Regions from separate parts of the Homo sapiens genome. Here all the other regions are linked to region 1. Evidence: chromatin contacts called from ENCODE Hi-C or POLR2A ChIA-PET data. All regions are on one chromosome and are shown on one strand. The core of a region is the stretch at or near the end of the contact, and the rest is flanking DNA. Distances in the headings are between cores, read along the strand shown.

The links. A loop is a pair of places that touch in the nucleus more often than their neighbours do. ChIA-PET counts read pairs that join two places held with the same protein, here RNA polymerase II (POLR2A). Pooled maps may share reads with other maps.
Region 2: a loop to region 1 is called in a map of naive thymus-derived CD4-positive, alpha-beta T cell, with 14 times the contacts of the local background. The contact joins the enhancer-like site here to the promoter of DELE1 in region 1. A Hi-C loop is called at or near these places in 1 of 168 maps with a recorded cell type or tissue (naive thymus-derived CD4-positive, alpha-beta T cell), 3 of 37 single-sample maps with no recorded cell type and 8 of 50 pooled maps. POLR2A ChIA-PET finds 5 or more read pairs at or near these places in 1 of 52 experiments (GM12878).
Region 3: a pooled map shows a loop between it and region 1 (2.0-fold over the local background). The contact joins the promoter of PCDHGC5 here to the promoter of DELE1 in region 1. A Hi-C loop is called at or near these places in 1 of 37 single-sample maps with no recorded cell type and 3 of 50 pooled maps. POLR2A ChIA-PET finds 5 or more read pairs at or near these places in 2 of 52 experiments (both activated T-cell).
Region 4: a pooled map shows a loop between it and region 1 (4-fold over the local background). The contact joins the enhancer-like site here to the promoter of DELE1 in region 1. A Hi-C loop is called at or near these places in 1 of 37 single-sample maps with no recorded cell type and 4 of 50 pooled maps. POLR2A ChIA-PET finds 5 or more read pairs at or near these places in 1 of 52 experiments (activated T-cell).

Annotation. Positions count from the first base shown.
Region 1 is chr5:141,922,249-141,925,664 of GRCh38, reverse strand. DELE1 (DAP3 binding cell death enhancer 1) reads right to left here and starts at 1,794. Exons shown (of 12, transcript NM_014773.5): 1 at 1,693-1,794; 2 at 970-1,084; 3 at 138-255. The coding sequence starts at 1,723. RefSeq lists an enhancer at 1,400-1,913.
Region 2 is chr5:142,355,793-142,359,119 of GRCh38, reverse strand. The region is part of intron 3 of SPRY4-AS1 (SPRY4 antisense RNA 1); the gene reads right to left. Among named protein-coding and RNA genes, the nearest start is that of SPRY4-AS1, 32 kb to the right of the region's middle. RefSeq lists a silencer at 1,770-2,419 and enhancers at 2,457-3,258, 3,259-3,327. Within about 2 kb of position 2,044, at least 34 of the 41 ENCODE cell types and tissues checked have a DNase peak (open chromatin) inside an H3K27ac peak, as active enhancers do.
Region 3 is chr5:141,486,976-141,490,449 of GRCh38, reverse strand. PCDHGC5 (protocadherin gamma subfamily C, 5) reads right to left here and starts at 1,369. Exons shown (of 4, transcript NM_018929.3): 1 at 1-1,369. The coding sequence starts at 1,209. All of the region lies in intron 1 of PCDHGA1 (protocadherin gamma subfamily A, 1), which reads right to left. The region is part of intron 1 of PCDHGA2 (protocadherin gamma subfamily A, 2); the gene reads right to left. All of the region lies in intron 1 of PCDHGA3 (protocadherin gamma subfamily A, 3), which reads right to left. It also overlaps PCDHGB1, PCDHGA4, PCDHGB2, PCDHGA5, PCDHGB3 and PCDHGA6, and 13 more genes.
Region 4 is chr5:141,512,047-141,515,720 of GRCh38, reverse strand. PCDHGA1 (protocadherin gamma subfamily A, 1) reads right to left here. Exons shown (of 4, transcript NM_018912.3): 4 at 2,746-3,674. PCDHGA2 (protocadherin gamma subfamily A, 2) reads right to left here. Exons shown (of 4, transcript NM_018915.4): 4 at 2,746-3,674. PCDHGA3 (protocadherin gamma subfamily A, 3) reads right to left here. Exons shown (of 4, transcript NM_018916.4): 4 at 2,746-3,674. It overlaps PCDHGB1 (protocadherin gamma subfamily B, 1), which reads right to left. Exons shown (of 4, transcript NM_018922.3): 4 at 2,746-3,674. It also overlaps PCDHGA4, PCDHGB2, PCDHGA5, PCDHGB3, PCDHGA6 and PCDHGA7, and 14 more genes. Among named protein-coding and RNA genes, the nearest start is that of PCDHGC5, 25 kb to the right of the region's middle. RefSeq lists enhancers at 310-935, 907-1,156, 936-1,561, 1,897-2,016, 1,562-2,187. Within about 2 kb of position 1,725, at least 33 of the 41 ENCODE cell types and tissues checked have a DNase peak (open chromatin) inside an H3K27ac peak, as active enhancers do.

The DNA of each region.
Region 1 (3,416 bases), core at 545-3,044:
ATATGCTCCAATACCATGGGTTACTTGTTAAATGGACACAGTGATTCCCTAGCCCTTGTTCCAGGTTCGGCTGTATACCCATGAAGGATCATTCTCATCTACACTGAAGGTCAAGGACCAGGCTGGGGAAGCCTTACCCAAGATATGGCATCCCATAGGGTGTTCGGGGAGACACGGGAAGACATCCATTGGAAGGCATCCTTCCATCCATGGGACCTTGGACCCCCGCTCGTGCCTGGGCCATGGGGACCTGACCTAGATGATGAAATAAGAGGCTATCAAGTAGGGGCAAAGGGAGACCAGGGACTGGGTGCGGTGGCTCACACCTGTAATCCCAACAATTTGGGAGGCTGAGGTGGGTGGATCACGAGGTCAGGAGTTCAAGACCAGCCTGGTCAAGATGGTGAAACCCCATCTCTACTAAAAATATAAAAATTGGCTGGGTACAGTGGCTCACACTGTAATCCCAGCACTTTGGGAGGCTGAGGCGGGCAGATCATGAGATCAGGAGATCAAGACCATCCTGGCTAACATGGTGAAACCCCGTCTCTACTAAAAATACAAAAAAAATTAGCCAGGCGTGATGGTGCATGCCTGAAATCCCAGCTACTTGGGAGGCTGAGGCAGCAGAATCGCTTGAACCCAGGAGGCGGAGGTTTCAGTGAGCCAAGATCGCGCCACTGCACTCCAGCCTGGGCGACAGAGCGAGACTCTGTCTCAAAAAAAATAAAATAAAATAAAAATTAGCAGGGTGTGGTGACGGGTGCCTGTAATCCCAGCTACTCGGGAGGCTGAGGCAGAGAACTGCTTGAACCTGGGAGGCGGAGGTTGCAGTGAGCTGAGATTGCCCCACTGCACTCCAGCCTGGGCGACAGAATGAGACTCCATCTCAAAAAACAACAAAAAAAAAAAAATAAAAAAAAAGGGTGACTAGGGGAGGAAATGAGTGGTAAAATGGCAGTATCTTACCTGTCGAGGTTAGGCACAGGAACCAGCAAAGTGGAGGAGGTAGTCTGAGGCCCATCTGGGCTGGTGGACTTAGGAGTCACCCTCCAGAGGCTAGGTCCCAGTGTACGGGGAAGAGCTGTACAGAACAACCAAAACTCAGGCACCTCAACAAGAACCCAGGAATCACTGTCATCTGCCTCAGCAGAGGTTCTTAAACATGGATACACATGGGAATCTTTTATCTACTACAGATTCTAGGGTAGTACCCCAGAACCAATAAACTAAGATTTCTCAGGGTAGAGCATCCACGTTTTTTAAAAGCGCCCATGTGATTCTGCTGGTCTCCTGTGGATGCCAACCACTGTTCTAAGATGACCAAACGTTCATACATATACTCTCACTAATGTTTGGGGCTCTTTGACTCTAAACCTCTCCTCTCTTCACTGGCTATGCCTACTCCATTGGCCCCTAATCCTCTTTCATTCATTCAGTCCACCATCTCCTGCCATTGGACTCCTCCCCCTCCCAACAGTCCTACCAACTTCTTGGACTCCACCCTCTTCTAGCTAGGCCCATCCACATCTCAAATTCCAGCAGCCCCTGACTTCCCCGCCCTCTTTCAAGCCCCGCCTTCCTTGGCTCTAACCCGGCCCACGATCGCTTCGGCTGTTTCCTCGGGCCCGCCCCCACTCCAGTTCGGTCTTTGCGGCCCAGAGTGACGCTGGTTGCTTGGACGTCCCTTACCTCGGCCCAGGAGTCCCGGGAGGCGCCACATGTCGCTGCCAGCACCACAGAGAGCTCGCAGCCGAAAGCGCGAGACCAACCCTTGGGACAGCGGCTAGAAAGGCCGCCGCGATGCCCCGAGTGGCCGAGTACCCGAGGAAGCTCTGAGCTGGCCAATTAGAAGGGAGCCCGGCCGGAAAGACGGCGCTGCAGAGAGGAAGTGCAGGGCGGAGGCGTATTCGGGGCCAGCGGGGCGGTGACGTGCGGCAAGGGCATGGGGATGTGGGCCCAGGCTTCCGTGGGGGATGTCCTTGGCGTTCCCAAGCCGAGGCAGGGGACCGCAGGTGGCGAAGCGAGCCACCCGGAAGCGGGACCTTCGGGAAGTGGGGCTGGAGCGGCTTCAGGGAAGTAAGAGGACCTTGCAGACCGTGAGGCCGCGAACCAGGAAAGGCTTCTCCAGGCCCTAGGCTTGAGGAAGTGGGAGTAACCAGGCTCCATGGGCGGAGGAGAGGACCCCCGGGGTCCCACAAATGAAGCCAGTAGGCCGGGCTTCCGTCCAAGGCCACCTGCCTGGAGATGCCAGGCCAGGGCCCGACTGCGTAGGCGATGAGAAACCGCACAGGGCAAGGCTTTGATTCTGGGTTCTAGCTCCGGTCCAGCTTTATCTCACTGTGCAGCTTCATGCCAACCCCTTACCTTGTCGGGGCCCCAATACGCGCCAGATAGGGTCAAATGGAATGACTGGCCTGACAAGCTGAGATTCTTGGGTAGCTCCTTTCAAAATACCTGAGACACCACCCGCGCCCTATTAGAACCCTCGTCTTCAGACGTGGCAAAAGTTATGTATGTGTTTGTTCTTTTGTGGAAAAGAATAGTTCCGTCTGGTCCCGGTGGCTCACGCCTGTAATCCCAGCACTCTGGGAGGCCGAGGCGGGCGGATCACCTGAGGTCAGGAGTTTGAGACCAGCCTGGCCAACATGGTGAAACCCTGTCTCTACTAAAAATACAAAAATCAGTTGCGCGTGGTGGTGGGCGCCTGTAATCCTAGCTACTCTGGAGGCTGAGGCAGGAGAATTGCTTGAACACGGGAGACGGGAGGTTGCAGTGAGCCGAGATCGCGCCTGGGCGACAGAGTGAGACTCCATCTCAAAAAAAAAAGGAAAAAAAAATAGTTCCTTTCACCACATTTGAATCCGTGAAATAACGGAGCTTACATTCAAGTATAAGATGTTTAGATTTCCTCCCTATCCCCTTCCTCCAGGTATGTGACTTTAAGGTGAGTGGAAGTTGCTACCTGGGGTAAAAGTGTACTGGGGGCACCTACTTTTAGACCGAGGCATGTGGCTTGAAAGTTGTATTAATATGTTAGACAACTTTTTTTTTTCTTTTGAGACGGATTCTCTGTCGCCCAGGCTGGAGTGCAATGGTGTGATCTCGGCTCACTGCAACCTCTGCCTCCCAGGTTCAAGCGATTCTCTTGCCTCAGCCTCCCAAGTAGCTGAGATTACAGGCGCCTGCTACCACATCCTGCTAATTTTTGTATTTTTAGTAGAGACAGGGTTTCACCATGTTGGCCAGGTTGGTCTCGAACTCCTGGACCTCAGGTGATCCTCCTGCCTTGGCCTTCCAAAGTGCTGGGATTACAGGCTTGAGCCACCGTGCCTGGCCGTTAAAGAACTTTTGAGCCATATATCAGCCCGTTCTAGGATCTGAGAAGACAGCTGAGGAAAGAGCATTTGTGGCCT
Region 2 (3,327 bases), core at 795-3,294, 430 kb before region 1:
TGCCCACAACAACTTAGCAGGTTGGTGCCCTGTGCTCCTCATCTGAGGAATGGAAACAAGGAGATGGTTCACCCTCCCAAGTGTCAGGATGTGGATGTCCCAGTGACTGGCATTCTATAAAAGCAAAAAGGACAGGTGGAGACACAGAAGTCCGCTCTGGAAATCCATCAACAAATGTCCTCAGAGTTGAGGAACTGCAGACAGCTGCAGCACAAAGGAGCCAAAGGCCACTGTCTTTCTCTCTCAAAATCCACCCGCACCAAGGACCCTCTTGGCTTTCTAAATGATTGAAGGCAAGCAACTGTGGTCTCATTTCTGGGGTGCCTGGATGACCTCTTGCACAGACACAGGGGATTCTGTGGAGAAAAATGCCAACCCCTGCTCCATCATTTCTAGGTGCACGACCTCTCTGGGTACCAACTTTTCGTGGCTTAGGATCAAATGAGAAAACACGTGCACAGCACCTGGCACAGTGCATGGCACATAGCAGGCACACGAAAACATTAGCTGTTAGGAACCGCACGTTTAATATTCAAAGTCAACCCTCCATACATCTCACCAGCTCTTACCATTGCCCCCTAGAGCTGAGAAATCTGAATAGAAGGGCTTGCATTGGACTGGGGCTATTCAGCCTTAGAAATCCAACTCCAGGTAATCGTTTAAAGGAGCCCATTTTCCTATTCAAGTAGAGTGAAAAGAACTCCACCTCAGTCCCCAAGCCACTCAGGACCTCTCATAAGGCTGGCAAAGGGAAGATTCCAGTCTGAGAGCACTGGCCACCTAACTCTATTCCCAGAAAGTGGAGTCCGGCCCAGAGCTCCCTGGAAGTTGAGGTAACAAGACCCAACAAAAATATCCTGTATTCTCTTCACCACCTGTCTCCGCAAGCGAGTAATAAGACAAAGTATTAAAGAGAGACATCACCAGTAATCAGAATGTGGTAACTAAATGAGTCTTTTGTCTTCCACTTACAATGTGCAAGCTGGTCCGGTTCCTCAGCCTCTCTGAACCTGCTTCCTCAACTGTTTAAAGAGAAAAGCAACCTCTACCTCCTGGGGCTGGTCAAAGGATGAAATGAGAGAATTCTGTTCAGCGGTGTCTAGGACATTAGCTGCTGCTTTTAGTTCAAGAAGCCCAGTGCAGCCTATGCCGGAATAAGCATTACTTGCTCCAAAAGAACACTCTGTACAGCAAAGGCAGCCCTTTCCTAGACCACAGACCACACCACTCCAACATGGGCCACAGGTTGGGAGCAAACACTTACTCCACCAGAGGCTTCCTGAAATCTTACAAGCAAATGGAGTGAAAGTAGAAACTGAGACCCAAACAGCTTCTGAAAAGTGGATGCCCGGCTGGAAGTGGTGAGGGACGTTCCCCCACGAAAAAACTTGGACTTGGCAATCATTGCTTTGGACTTCGCAATGTAAATTGCCACTTTTGATGACTTGGGGATTCTAGAATGTTCCGGTCGCTCACTGATTCACAAATATAAGGTCTGGGGTGACCTAAACCTGCATGGTGTGTTCCAAGAGCCCCCAAAGCGTTCCAAGAGCTGGTGACTTTCGGCTCACGTAACTAACCTGGGCCTCAGTTTCCCTCCAGACCCTAACGAAGGAGATAACGGTTGTTGCCTCTACAGGGAAGCTGCGAGGCTAAACGGGGATGGCGCGCTAAGGCGCTCCCTAGACACAGCACGGAGCTCCCCGCGCGCGGTTCCCATTCGCTCCCGGAGAGAAGGGCGGCGCGCGGGCTCACACAAAAGCCCAGGACCTTCCTCCGCTGCAACTGTAGAAAAAGCAACTGGAACGCGAGCTGGGGCAGCGGCCGGGCCGGGGGCTCCTCCCGCAGGCGCCCAGGAGCCGCTCGGCCCGTGGCCCGGCCGGGGAGCAGGCGCCCCGCGGGAGCGCTGAGGCCCCGCTGTGCCGAACCGGGCGGGGGCGGAGGAGGCGGAAGCGGGGGCGGCCGGAGCGCGGTGGGGATGTTTAAAGGAAATTTACAATCATTTCCTCTCTGTGGTTTGGTGACAAATCAACAACATCCTGTTCTTTTGTGAGGCTCCGGGCGCCTGCGAGGCGGAGGCAGCGCTCCGGCTCTTAAAGGGACACACACAGGGCCCCTCTCCCAACGGTTCCCTGCGGCTCCCCCCCAAAAAAATACAGCTTCCTCAAGGCGTCACCTCCGGGGGCGCGCGGCCGGAATGCGGGGGCTGTGGCCGGAGCCGCCGCCAGGCCACGACCTGGATCGCGTCCCTCACCACCCCCCACCCCGCCCGACGGGAGGAGACGGCCGCGGCGGCGGCGCACCAATCTGAAGGACGTCCCGGCCCGGGGCCATGTCCCGCCGAGGGGGTGGGCAGGGGGCGGAGGGGCGTCCTCCCGAGGGTTCCCGTCCCTCCCCCCAACCCCAGGGCAGCTCCGCCGGGCTTCGGACCTCCGGGTAGTTATCCCCCTCCCCCAATCCCCTGGCCTCGAGTTTTGCAGTCCCAAAACTCTGGATTTATGGTTAAAATGTCGACGTACGCACAGGAGGTTTATAAAATGCCAAAGCAGAGACTTCCCGAGCTGTAGAAGTAATGAGAATCAGATGGTCGGGACCAGGAAAAAAAAAAAAAAAAAAAAAAACTACTCAACTGGCCTCCTGGGATTTCGTTCATTCAGTCATTTAATGAGTATGTTTTACTAAGTGCTGGTCACTACTCTAAGCCCCCGCACCGCAGGAACAACACAGATACGGTTCCTGCCCACAGGGGGCTTAGATTCTCAAAAATGAATGAACAGGATTATTTCACATCTACAAGTGCTATGAGTTTTTTAATGGGTCACATTCTAGAACAGCGGCTTTCTGTAGGGACACCTCTCTGAGGGGTCTGACCTGAGGCATCCAAGGATGAAAAGGCAAGGGTGCTAGGAAGAACTGGGTTGGAAAGGTCCAAACATTATTATCAGGAAAGAGCTCAGAAGTCTCATCCCAAAGACCGAGTGAAGGGCAGCCCCAGGGCTGCATTTTCCCCTTGAATACAAGCCTTGATAAGGGGCTTGGGTCCTTCTGCTCTTGCTATATCGCCTGAGCCTTTCCTTTCATCTCTCGGCCTCACAGCTTCCTATAAGGAAAATGAGACACTGAACTAGATACAGTACTTCTCAACCTAGGTGCAAATGAGAATTCCCAGGGAGGCTTTCAAAAACACTGACACCCCTGACCCCACCTCAGACAAAGGGAATGAGGATCTTTGGTAATGGGGCCTAGGCACTGGCATTTCTGTAAGACTTCAAAAGTGAGTTTAGTGTACAACCAGGGTTAAGAGCCACTGACTTAGGGCCGGGCGCG
Region 3 (3,474 bases), core at 120-2,619, 430 kb after region 1:
GTGGTTCTCAGAAGGCTTAATCTGAAATGGCAGGTCCGGAGAGATATCAAGGCTCACTTCACCATTTCTACCTGAGTCCCGGTCTCGCACATTAAACAACCCCACTACTGTGCCCACTGGTGTGCTCTCTAGGACAGGGTTGGCCAAAGAGGCCAATAGCACCTCTGGGGCATTGTCATTGACATCCCCCACATCCACTTGAATCACACAGTGGCCCTCCATGGCAGGCTGTCCCTGGTCACGGGCTCTTGCATGAATTTCATAGAAACGTGACTCCTCAAAGTCTATGGGACCCAACACATGGATTGCCCCACTGCTAGGGTCTAGGCCAAAGAGGTTCCGCACTGCCTCAGATGTGTGGTCTCCAAAAGAATAGTCTAGTTGGCCGTTGGTGCCCTCGTCTGGATCAGTGGCATTGAGGCGGAGCAGCAGAGTACCAATGGGTGCATTCTCTGGGATTCCCACACGTAGAACTGAGGATTGGAAGGTTGGAGCATTATCATTGATGTCCAGCACGATGACAGAGATAAGGGTGGTCCCTGAGCGGGCTGGGGTCCCCCCATCCACAGCAGTAAGCACCAGCTGATGTCTTGCCTGGGCTTCACGATCCAGCTGCTGCTCTAGCACCAGCTCTGGGAATGGCTTCCCATCTTTTAGGGTCTTCACATTCAGAGAGAAGTGGCTGTTGGGGCTTAGAGTGTAAAAGCTCACAGTATTGGTGCCCACATCCGGATCCTGGGCACTGTCCAGTGGGAATCGTGCCCCAGATGCTGCTGATTCTGAGATGCGCATCTCTCGCTCAGGGGTGGCAAAGCTAGGAGAGTTGTCATTGAGATCCAGGATCTCTACCTCTACACGGATTAGCTCCAGGGGGTGTTCAGTCACCACCTGCACTGGCAGCAGGCAGCTGGTGCTGGCTCCACATAGGCTTTCTCGGTCAATCTTTTGATTCACTGCCAGGGCACCACTCATCAAGCTCAGGGAAAAATAGCGCCCATTCTCCTCAGAGCCCAATTGCAGCCGCCGGCTCAACAGATCTGTCATCTTTAAGCCCAGATCCTGAGCAACATTCCCCACCAGCGTCCCCGGCTCAGACTCCTCCACCACTGAGTAACGAAGCTGCCCAGACACCCAGCCCCAGCAGCACAAGGACAACATGCACAGCACTTGCCATTTCCCAGCGAGCTGTGGGAGTGTCTTGGGCCCCATGACCCAGAAGTCCCTTTGTGGAGAGTAAGTCTGTGCTGTCCTGTCTCCAAGGTAGACCCAGGGCTTGGAATGCAGCAGCTGAAGTCTCTTATGTCTCCTTCCAGCCTCTTAAAAACTGCTCGGAGGTTTGCCTGCTTGCAGCAGTTCTTAGTCACCGAGTGGCGGGGGTGGGCAGGGGGGAGGGGAGCTGAATTTGAGTGGAGCTGGGGAGCTGGAGGAGGAGAGGCGGGCTGGAAGAGCAGATCTCCCACCTCAGCTCTGAGTCTGATTGGCCAAAAAGTCTGTGTGCTCTCAACCAATTATGGAGTTTCCTCAATCCTGGAAACCTTGGGAACACAGGCTGCAAATCTGTGTCACAGAAGCTTCCTACCTCCCCACTCACTTCGTGCTGCAGGTTGATTCAGCCCCCTTGGCAGCAAAGTTTGACAGCTCAGATGGTACTCAACAGGGAAGACAAAGTGATACAAAACTCCTCAGCGTTCTGTCCCAGCAACTTCCTGCATGACTTCAGAAGCTTCCACCACTTTGCTTGAACCAGCAAAATCTTGTCCTTCTGGGAGAGGCAAAGCCCATGTATTCCCCCACCCTCCCCCATCCTGCTGAATGCTGCTAAGGTGAGAGAAAAGATTAGTAAGAACCTTGTAAAGTCTTGCCCTGACTCTCCAGCAATGCTTTGCGGAAATCTCAATGTCAGCTGACATGGGACTTAGCTTTTCTGACACCCCAGACCCCAAATGTGGAATGAGTGTTACAGTTTTTGGGTAGGGGAACATTTCTGGGGCTGAATCAGGTCACCCAGGAGGGTGGTCAGAGGCCAAGCATGGATGGCTTGGCTTCTAGGTTTCATGGTTTCACCAAATTCAGGAGAACTCAACTTAAAGATGCACAGGGTGGCTGTTTCTATGAATCAGCCAACTGTAAACCAGTTTTCTGACATAAGTGATTTCACTTACTGTTTTTTCCAAAGGTGATGACCAACCCGCCCCAACCTTCCAATTTACCGCATCTAGTTCAAATCCCCAGTAGGGACTTGATATGAGTCCTAAGACCCAGACCAAAAGATCTATGCCACCACTCTGATGCGTGCCTCTCTATTCCTTTAGTTCTCTCCTCTTTCTGCTGTCTCTATGTTTCAAATAGAGAGGTCCCTTCACAGTGTACTAGATACTGGGAGACAAAGATTTTATTTCCCCTCAATCCCTTGGGAAATGGTAACCTAGAGTTAAGGTACTTCAGAATCTGATCCCCTCTTTCAGGAAGAGTAGAGAAAACAGCCACCTTTGTCCAAGTGACTGCCTGGTGCACTGTACCCTGTGCACTGTAGCCTCCTGTGCTCCCACATTCCATCATCATGCTTCCACAACAGCCTGGCTCTTGATCACCAATTACTTTCATTTCTTACTCAGATATAGGCATGACCCGCCCCCAATGCTAAACTGTGACAACTCTGGTTAATTCACGAAACAGTTACAAAGCACAGCGTCTACCACATAGTTACCTCTTACAAAAATGGTGACATCACTATGGGCACTTACTGAGAGGCCAGTACTCTCTAGGACATGGCCTAGCCATATGCCTGGATCAGAATAACCCTCAAGCATTTGTTGAGCCTGCAAAGGTCTCACCTCTAGCCCATAGAGAAGATCAGAGGGTGGGCAGCTTGGGCGAACAGGCTCCCCTGCCATAGGTGCACTGGGTGACTTCACCATCATGAAGCTATCACTCCGAGTGGGTGCAGAAGCCAAGGGTGTACAGCCATGAGAGTGGCCTCCCACATCAACAAACTTGATAGGGTCATCTGACCCTAGCTGGATTCGGAGGATCCCATTGGAAGGGGGAAGCCCCTCCCTCCTTCGAGATCTGGTGAGACAGGCACAGGTGCCAGCAGGAAAGCATGTGACTCCACAGGCTGCCCCACGAAGACACTTAGAGAGTAGTGCCACGAATGAGCCAAAGGAGACAAAGCAAATTGCCACTAGGGACACAGCCAAGTAGAGGGTTAGACGAGATTCTCCTTCCCTTGGAGCTGAAGATTCTCGAAGATCTGGGACAACTGGATGAGTGTCTTCCTCTAAGGACACTAAGAGAGTAACAGAGGTAGAGAGTGGTGGACTACCACTATCCTTTACCACAATGACCAGCTTCTGTGGTGGGAGGTCAGCTGGGATAGGAACAGCCGTCCGCACCTCCCCAGCATATCGAGAGACTGCAAACAGGCTGGGATCTGGGGCCTCCAGGAGCTGATAGGAAACCCAAGCATTGTAA
Region 4 (3,674 bases), core at 476-2,975, 410 kb after region 1:
TGGGCCAGGCCTAAGAGTAGCAGGAACTCTAAGACCACAGAGTTTTTTATAAATGTATAAATGTATCAAGCCAAATGTGCAGATGCTAACTGGACATTCTGGGGAACTGGGCACCAGGAGTGCCTTCATACACTGTACCCCAGCTCTCTTCTAAAAGAGAAGTGGGTGGGCACACTGAACTGTTTGGTGGCCCCAACCACAGGAAGCTGCAATTCTCTGGCTTAGGGTGATACTTTTGCCCTCCTTGTGCCCCTCTCAGCTTTCCATCCCCAGCTAGGAAGAAAGAATGGCACTCTTGGGCTTGGCCCAGAATTAGAGTTATTAGAGCAAGAGAGAGCTTAGGAAGCATGAGGGCAACTATAGTGAGGCCTTATTGCCAGGAGGGAGGGTTTTGGTTGCTGGCGCTTGTGTATAAAGGGGCAAGAGCAGCTCCTTTGGACTATTCCTGGGAGGACTCTGATGCAGGGCGTCTGTTGCTCCCCTGGGTCACCTCCTCCCTGCTCGCTGACATCTGGGGCTTTGACCCTTTCTTTTTTAATCTACTTTTGCTAAGATGCATTTAATAAAAAAAAAGAGAGAGAGAGAGAGGTGTGAGGGACAAAATGCAAACCTATTTCCCTTGCCTCATAGGCTTCTGGGATGTCATCACCTCCAGTTTGTTGGTTTTGTTTCCAACTGTTAATAAAGCATTGAAACAGTACTGCCTTACAGCTTCCTGTGTGAATTTCTGAGCTGTTTTCTTTTCACTCTAGTCCAGGCTCCTCTAGTCTTTCCTGCCTCAAATCCCTGGTTGACCTGACAAATCACTGTGAAAAAGCTAAAGGTGCCAGACACTTTACTTGGGCACAGGGCTAGAGATGATTAATACATGGTGGCTGCTGCCCCACCAGAGCTCACCTCAGGGCCGTTTGGCCACAGTAAAGGAGTGGGCGCCTGGTTCAGCTCCCTGACTCTTCCACATTGCTGCTACTTGGTTTGGAGCCCTTTTTTGGAACTCACTTGGAACCTTTCATGTTCCCAGATGTCACGCAAGGTTTCCTGGCAGTACCTGTGTCTCTTGCTGAGGGAAGCATCTGGCTCCCATTTTCTCATCCCCTCTGCTCTGTTGGTGGCCACAGACCACATTCCAGAGTAGAGGGGTTTACCCTGGGGTGGAAACCTGAGCCTGCCCAGCAGAGGTTGGGAGCCTGAGGTCATGCTCCAGATGACTTGCCACTTGGAGCCATACTTGTCTGAGCACGTTATGACCTGCACAAAAAAGCCAGACCAGCAATGAGCAGGCCCAGGATAGACAGGGAGAGGCCTGGAGAGGACCACAAACCCATTCGGGCGGGCTCTGGAACTGGAAATAAAAGCCTTTTAAATAGCCCTGGAGCCTGGGCAGCTGCCTCCTCAGTATGGCCTGAGGTGTGGGGATGGGTTGCCTGCCGCCTCCCTCCCGTCCCCCCGGAGGCCACGCCTTTCTGGTTCAGAGCTTTATAGGCACACATACCAATTAGGGGACAAACCACAGCTGCTCACGCGCTCTGCCAGTCTGCTGCTGTGCCTGGAATAGAACCCAGGCGCCCGGCACCCCGCCCCTCCGCAGCCTGGCTCTGAGTAACAAAACCCTGCTTCCATCTCAGCAACCGTGCACACCACCCTTCCTCCCACGCTAGAAAGTCGCCCCCAGATTCTTAAGTTGGAAGGTTTGGTTCCCATGACAACAGACTTGAGCTGGCAGAATGGGTGACCTGGCTCTGGGAGCCTCCGCAGCGCGGAGGAAGCCGCATACCCTTGCTGACCAGCCAGATAACCGCAGTGGCTCTGTCTTTGTGTTCTTGGGTCCTTCCGGGTAGTTCCCCTTTTAAGTCCCCCTTCACCCCCAGCTCCGTGTTTTTCTGCAGCTTCTCTGGCTGCAGCAACCTCGGAATCCCACAGTGCTTCGAGGAGGCAGGCGGAGGGGGCGGGGAGATGGGAGAGCAGGCGAGTGAGTGGAAAAGCACCGACAGGAAGGAGGGAGGGGAGCTGAGTCTGCGATGGATCTCATTTCCTGCACGTCCTTTCAGTCCCCTTGACCCCCGCAAGAAGAGGATGAGCCCTCCAATTTCTTAGGCTTCGCTACGGAGATGTCAGCGGGAAGGCGAATTCCAGATGGGGAAACTGAGGCTCGAGCTGCAGACTTGGCTTTGGAAGAATCACCTCCCGCATTCCCTCCCACTCCCGCGGCTTTCCCAAAACCCCTAGGCAGCGGGGGTGGGGGTGCGGGGGCAAAGGAGAGTCTACCCTCCTCCCGTGAAGCCCTCCGGGGCGCTTCGGGTAGGCAATTTTAGTCAGGAAGGGGCGGGAACTAACGAAACGTCCTCTCCCCTCTACCCAAGGCGTTTGCCCGGCGCCAACCCGCCCCCGCCCGCGCCGGGGTCTCCTCTTCTGCCTGGAGACAGCCGCAAGCTTAGACTGCACACTCCACTGCACACTGACACGCCGCACTCAGATCCCCACCCCCACAGCGGACCGATCACACAATGGCACACGGTACACAGATCCATAGGCACACAATCGCACACTGTCTCATAGGCACAACGGCATTGCAAGCATACACAACCATATTGCACAGTCACACACACACACGCAATTCGGAAACATCTAGACGCGCAATGACACAAAGTGGCCTCCCGATTCCGCCCTTCTTCCAGCACCCACCTCAGCTCATCACTTCATGCACACATGCCAGGAGCTTCCATCGCTTATACAGAAACGTTCAGCTTTTCAGAAGAAACGTTTTATTATTTTTTTGTCGAAGAAAAAAAGCCATATAAATATTAGAGTATAAAACTTGCGTGAGACACAGGAAGAGGGTGGGGTGGGAGCTACGTGACTATGCGAAGAGAAGCGCTTATAGGAGAAGTCAGTACGGGGGAGGGGGTCGCCTTAGCGCGTGGACACAGCACAAAACACAACACGGGCCGCCGCGGGCAGATCAAGGACAGACGGCTGCGCGGAGCCCGCCGCCCGCTGCCCACCCGCCATCACGTAAAAGCACACCGCACTACACTACTGGCTATTCTACACCAGCCGAAAGAGGGAGGGGGCGCTACACTACTGTAAGGGCAGGTCTGGGGTTCTCTGGCAGCCCCGCTGGATGGCCGGGGACCCAGGGGCAGAAGGGGGTGGGAGAAGAAGGTCTATGCACAAGGAGGCACTGGGGAACTTTAACCAGGCTATGGCCACTAGGGGGCGCACTGGGGACCTGGGCAGTGGCCTTCACGGAAGAGAAACGGCACCTGGCAAGGTGAAGGACTGAGGCTTCAGGAGGGCAGGGGCCCTGTTGAAGAAGCCCCATCCTGGGCTGAGACTTTCTGTTCATTTGGTCCCTGCCCTAGCTCCCTGCCTCCCCAACCCAGGGACTAAGAATGGCCTGGCTGGCCCACCCTTCCTGCTGGGGCTCCGCTGACCCTTCCACCAGTGGCACCTCTGGAGTACCCAGCACCCACAGAGGCCCCTCTGACCTCTCAAGGGGACCTGGTCCTAAACCTGCTTCGAGCTTCCTTGGACTGAAATGCCAGTTTAATCCATTGGTCCTGTTAGCTCAGCCCAAAGCTGGCTGCCTGGGCTGAGCCCTATTATGTAGTGGGAAGGGTCCAGCCTAGTTATTGGTTTATGGCTGGAATCTGGAGGATGTTGTCAGTCCCCTG